2 separate regions of the Homo sapiens genome follow, and region 2 is linked to region 1. The links are chromatin contacts, found by Hi-C in ENCODE. All regions are on one chromosome and are shown on one strand. Each heading gives the region's core, a stretch centred on a gene start or an enhancer-like site at or near the end of the contact. The rest is flanking DNA. Distances are from core to core; before and after follow the strand shown. Region 1 overlaps SORCS1 (sortilin related VPS10 domain containing receptor 1). Region 2 has its middle 250 kb from the start of SORCS1.

Region 1 (3,021 bases), core at 304-2,803:
GTAATCTCTTTTGCATTTAGACCTGAACACGATCGTGCTGTCCAGGTAAATCATAAACTTAGATCCCTTTGTGGTGTGAAAGAAATACAAATTAGGATGGGGAAAATTAATGTTGACAGAGATCACTGATATGCTTTAAATTGCAGAGGCCCGGGTCTCAGATTGGTTTCAGAATCACAGCTATTGATAATCATTCTATAACATTATAAAGTGAGGAGGCAGTGCCTGGAAAGTGGTTTGAATTGGAGTCTAATCCCCAGTTAAGCATTTAGCTTGCAACTGTGTTGGCACAAACCAGCTAAAATTTACCATTGCTGCGAGGGGAGTGCTCACCTTGAAGGTGCTTCTGATTCTACAGAAGGCAGAGCAGACAAGCTCATTTTGCATGTTTGTCAAGGGTGTCCTTAGAGCAAAACTTGGTCTGGATTTCTTGGAATTATGGTGCTTTGTTTCTCTTGGATAGTTAACATTTTCATTTTCCTGAGTCTTGCTAAGGTGTCATTTTGTCCAAGAAGCAAGCATAAGTTGAGCTGGAGACAGGCATACACACATGTGGTGGGAACTGGGGAGAAAGATCACTATCACTCTAAGGCAGCAAGGTATACCTTTTCTTTGTCACCAGTGACAAAGTTAAATAACAACTTAAGATTCCAGTAATAACACAGGTGACAGTAGTGCTGTGAGTTGCTTCAGGAAAGGGGGATTTGATGCCAAATGCATGGTATCAGGGGAGCAATCAGCAGCCAAATGTGAAGTTATTTTTACTCAAGACAATGCTTTCTACTTTGTTTTTTTAAAAATTTCAGGATATACTCAAATATATCAAAAAAATCATGTAATTCTCAAAAATAATAATATATTTGTAGACTATATTAATACTATAGTATGCTTCTACCAGTGTGTATGGAAGGGGATAAAAATTCACATAACATCAGTGCTTTGTAAATGGGGGATCAAATTGACTAATGATCTGCTTGACACCTTTCCCCATGAGAACATCCCCAGGGTATAACTGTCAACGTCCCCAAACCCTGTGCTTTCCTAAGCTTCCTGGAAGCATTCAAGTCTGTGAATATTACTGCTGTTATGGAAAAATTGGCTTTTGTTTTTCCCCATGAGATATTTTTCCTGTCTTACTAGCATGTATGACCAGCATTTGCAGTGCATTTATCTCCTATTACCCTTTTGTTTTTCTTTTTGCTCTTACCTTTGATTCCAGAAATGTTTTTAAAATAATGGATGATAGTTAATACACAGCATGGCAGGCAGGAAAAATGAACAGCAGTGAGTTCATTTTGATAGACTATGCTGTCTGCAGATAATTTACCAGGGCAGAGTGCTGACATACACAACCCTAAAAAAAGGACTTATCCCTGTTCTTAAACCAAAATCATTCTTGAAAGTTTCCATTATTCATAAGGCAACATCTCTGAAAACTGCAGGGGGCTTTCCCACGATGATGCCTCTGAGCTAGTGGCTCTCTGGTTCAGGAGTTACAAACGAGCAAACATCTGTATTTGTGCACTTGGGGAGATTGCCAGCTTTCAGAGGACTTTACACTGAAGGCCAGCATGGTGAAACAGTTTCCTGTCCTTATTACCAAGTATTTTCCCCACCCGCTTCCATGCTCTTCTCAGTGAGTTCTGACTTCTGAGATTCTGCTCTTGCAGTTGTTTTTGTAGCTCCATTGTGTTGACTTTATTTCATCACTTTTCTGTCCTACTGCTACTGTAAACCCCTTGATGGTAGGACCACGTTTCTTTGTATGTACTGGTTTACTGGAGTGTACATTAAGTAGGCTTATCAACATTGAATTAGTTAATTAACAGCCAAAAAAGTATTTCTGGAGCTCGCTACATAGGATTTAAGTACAAATGCCTCTCAAGTATTTTTGGTCCCTGAGAGTCTTCTAGGAGAAGAAGGGTAGGGCAAGGATTTTTATGAGTCTTCTTAAAATTAGGAAGGAAATTAGACAACCAGTGTATATTTTTCCAGGATTCAACTCCACAGCATGTGGTTTTTCCAGAATCACACGGCTATAATTTGTGGTAATTGGTGGGGATTATAAAACCACAGTTATCAGCATTAATACATTTCATAGCCAGTTCCACCACAGTTGTATCTTAGGAAATTCTGATTGCAAAACTCCCCTGAGATCTGCTGAAATTACCTTTTCTTTGAAGGGCAGATTCCCCATGTCTTGATTGAGAAGGCTTTGAGCAGATGTGGTTTCAGAAGGAGTTAGTGGGGAAGCATTAGAACACTAGGTTCCCTGGACTTTTGAAGAAGTTTCACCTAGAAGCCTTATCTGACTAACCATATTATTAAAAAAAGAAAAAGTTCTGACTCCTAAGAACCATCATATCTTTCCAAATTCTGAAGAAAAAAACCAAAACAAAGCAAGATGAAACAGAATGCACCTGATTCAAGCATGCGATGTTATAAAGCCCTCCTGTGTTGGTGTTGTGCCTGTGAGCTGGCTATTTTCTTGAATGTGAAGATAATAATTTATAATGAGATGCTCAGATACATAAATACACACATGAACATACAATGCCAGCTTCCGTGTATCCCAGTAGCAAAATGAAGCAAGGAGAGCTGAGGGTTCTGCAAATAATTTGTATTCAATATACAGCAGCCCTGCCACTTATTTTGCAGGGTAGCTGATGACTGTTTACCCTAAGCATAAGCATAATGAGTCTGTTAGGAGTGACCTTTCCTGGTGATTTTGTAACCAATCTGTCTTAACCTTTTAATTCATTTTTGTTTTTTTGTTTTTTTTTTTTAGAGACAGAGTCTCGCTCTGTCGCCCAGGCTGGGGTGCAGTGGCACGATCTCGGCTCACTGCAAGCTCCGCTTCCCGGGTTCACGCCATTCTTCTGCCTCAGCCTCCCAAGTAGCTGGGACTGCAGGCGCTCAGCACCACACCCGGCTAATTTTTGTACTTTTTTTAGTAGAGACGGTTGGTATTTTTTTAGTAGGGATGATTTAATATGTCTCATCACCGTGTTAGCCAGGATG
Region 2 (3,021 bases), core at 305-2,804, 490 kb before region 1:
TTTGTATGGATCAGGGATCAAATAAATAAAATCTCCTTGGGGAATCATGAAGCATAAGAAGTAACTGTCTCGACCTGACCCCAACAGATACTTATACATCATTATTTGTAAAAAAAAAAAAAAAATACCAGGCTTCTCTTCCTTAGCAAAGCTGAGGTAAAGGGCAGTGAACAAGGGAGGAAATTCAGGGTGTGTCTTTGGATGAGTGTTGTTCCAGATCCATTTCACAGTATATTTTCCCTGTAGTTGGTCCCTGAAGAAAATGTTTTATTTATTTTTCCCCTTGGGCAAAGAAAACTGAGGAATGTAATTATGCTCCTGTCTGGACATCCATAAAACCCATCAAAGGATATGACACGTACAATAATGGAAACAAAGCAAATACAAATTAAGCATAACTATCTATAATCCACTGCCTTATATAAAACTTTTTAATAGTCTGTGGAACTAGTAACTGAGAAAACACAGGCCACCACTTACAGCTGTTCAAGATGTACACTGCACCAGTCCAGAAGGTAACTTTCATCTTGTTTTCATTGACAGATTTGTGTACCTATTTTTCCAATTTCCTGGCAGGTGGCAATACTGTTTTTTAAGGAAGGGAAGCCTTTTTGTTGTTTTGTTTTCCCCCTAATTCACCCAGATTTTCCCATGATGATAGGAAAATATCACTGTGCATCTCAGAAGCTATGCTCCTTACTGGCACTGGAAGATAGCCTGCAAACCAAGACATGGTTCTTTTAGGGTAATAAGCTGAGTTGCATTCCTTCAGGGTTTTTACAAGACATAAAATTGGTGTTCCAGGAAACATTAAATTCAATTGCCCTCAGATAGCCCAATACCTTCCACTGGAGACAGGTATATTTTTTTCTTCAGAACTTAATAAAACCAGTCAGCAAACAAATGGGTTTCATCTCTGACCTGGGACAATGAGCCATGCCAAACACCAGTGTTCTCCTCCCTAAGGCAGTGGGATTTGTGAACTTCATTAGTTTTAGGAGTCCAGTTACCTGTGGATTTATAGAAGTAGTGTGCTGCAGTGATTAGACAATGGGCTGGTAGACAGAGTATCTTGGTTGCAATTCTGACTTTTGCATTCATGTGACTGGCATATCAATGGCCTTCTATCTACCTCCTTCTCCTCATATGGAAAACTGAGGTGACCATATCTGCCATTCCTGCCTTTCATAATTGTGGAGCTTAAATGCATGAAGTTGACACAAATCAATGTGTAAAAGGACATTATAGATCATAATGTATTATACAAATATAGGGGCCTGTTAAATATTTTAATTTTATCTTTAAGGCCGAGATTACAAACTCTAGCAGATAAAGGACCAGTTAGATAGCTGTAGCAGCCATTAGGCTATTGACTTTCATTTTCAAAACCTCTTTCTTTATACTATTTTGTGATGCTAGGGCCTGATCTCTGAAAACCACATTTTGACTTAGCCAATTACTAGAGGCTCAGCTCACGGAGGCACTAGAAGGCGGCTGGAAGGCTTGAAGAGGATGAAAGAACTTAAGTCTTTTCGGTTTTCTTCCTGTTTCTGTTTTGTTTCAGTTTTAGTTTTCCTTCTGTTCCCATTAGTGTCCACTTAGCAACATTTCTCCATCCTAGTGACAGCAGTGCATTCCAGGACTAGCAGTGCTGGGATTATAATTTTCAGTTTGTCCAACTTTGGCAGAATAAGTCTCATCATTTCTCCTCAAAGACACCCATACCAGCTGGCACTACTTTCTGCAAAAGTCTGGGTTGCAGTCTCACCAGGCCCCTTCTCAGAGGTTGATTTGAACTTTACAGAGGCCCTTTCACATACCTTCAAGGTTGAACAAGTACAACGTTTTCCTTGATTTTCTTCCAGCCCCGGGGGGTCACAGCTGCTTCCTACATTTGCTGTCCGTGATTCTTCAATATGCAGTTTTTATTTTTCATATTAAATCCTCTCTGTTAAACTAATTGACATAAGTTACATCTCCTCACTGGCTCCTGACTAATACAGAGATAAAAATTTGTTAAGCAGGTTTGATATTTCTTGCACATCTACACATGATTTCTGTTTGCTTTACATTGCTTGTTTTTTCTCATATAGCGTGTTTTTTCATGCATACCTGCACTTGGTTTGCATAGTAAACAAGAAATCCATTTCCACAGACTTATGTGCTGTTTTTCTTTCTCTTTCTCGCTTTCTTTCTTTTCTTGTTGAAGCATAACTCTATCTTGCACTACCTTAATTTACCTACTTCTGCTAAGTATGTGTATCCAAATAATATTTGACTTTTCTCTAAACATTAGGGGAAAATTTAAGCATAATTGCCACAACAGCAACAAAAGACAACTTTCACCGGAACTTAGGACCAAGGGGAAATAGGGAGAAGTGGAGAAAGTGACAAACTAGAGAGTACATGCTAAAGGCCAAGCTTGACTCAGTTCCTGCTGATGGTGATGACGAAGGCAATGTGAGATCACTGGGGCCAGGTTCCCAGATTTTTCACAAGAAAACAAAAATCCATGTTTGTGCTTTGAATTGAAATGCTCATGACTATTTTTAAAAGAATATTGAATATTGTGCTGGATGACATTGTGCAGACTAAACAATAGCCATCAGTGCTAAGCAGTTGCCAGAGTTGCTTTACAACTTCCAAATCTTGTTTCTACCAGCCAACTTTTCATGCATCCTCTTGTACTCTCAGATAATCACATTACCGCAGAAGGTGCACAAATGCCCTGACACCAAAAAGAAAAACCCAGTTATTAACAGAAGTCATTGATCAGATCATCATGATTTGAGAAAGCTCTGTATGTATTCTCTATTCCTGAAACAATTTAGGAAAAAGTTGCTGTTGAAAGGTTTTGAGGAATAGAGGCTGGATTGGAAACATAACTCTAAATTACTGTTTTTAAATCACTTGAACATAATTGGCATTTCCTTCCAAATATGAACCTCAGAATAATAACAGTAAGTTCCAGACCCATGAATGCTATCACAGTTACAGAGCTACTGCTGGTCACTAGAAGAT

Evidence for each region. Hi-C counts contacts between places; a loop is a spot of excess contacts on that map. Pooled maps may share reads with other maps.
Region 2: a map with no recorded cell type shows a loop between it and region 1 (2.9-fold over the local background). The contact joins two enhancer-like sites. A Hi-C loop is called at or near these places in 4 of 37 single-sample maps with no recorded cell type and 2 of 50 pooled maps.

What each region holds. Positions count from the first base shown.
Region 1 is chr10:106,930,048-106,933,068 of GRCh38, reverse strand. The region is part of intron 2 of SORCS1 (sortilin related VPS10 domain containing receptor 1); the gene reads left to right. Among named protein-coding and RNA genes, the nearest start is that of SORCS1, 230 kb to the left of the region's middle. Within about 2 kb of position 1,553, at least 3 of the 41 ENCODE cell types and tissues checked have a DNase peak (open chromatin) inside an H3K27ac peak, as active enhancers do.
Region 2 is chr10:107,417,049-107,420,069 of GRCh38, reverse strand. No RefSeq gene overlaps it. Among named protein-coding and RNA genes, the nearest start is that of SORCS1, 250 kb to the right of the region's middle. RefSeq lists an enhancer at 1,475-1,634. Within about 2 kb of position 1,554, at least 2 of the 41 ENCODE cell types and tissues checked have a DNase peak (open chromatin) inside an H3K27ac peak, as active enhancers do.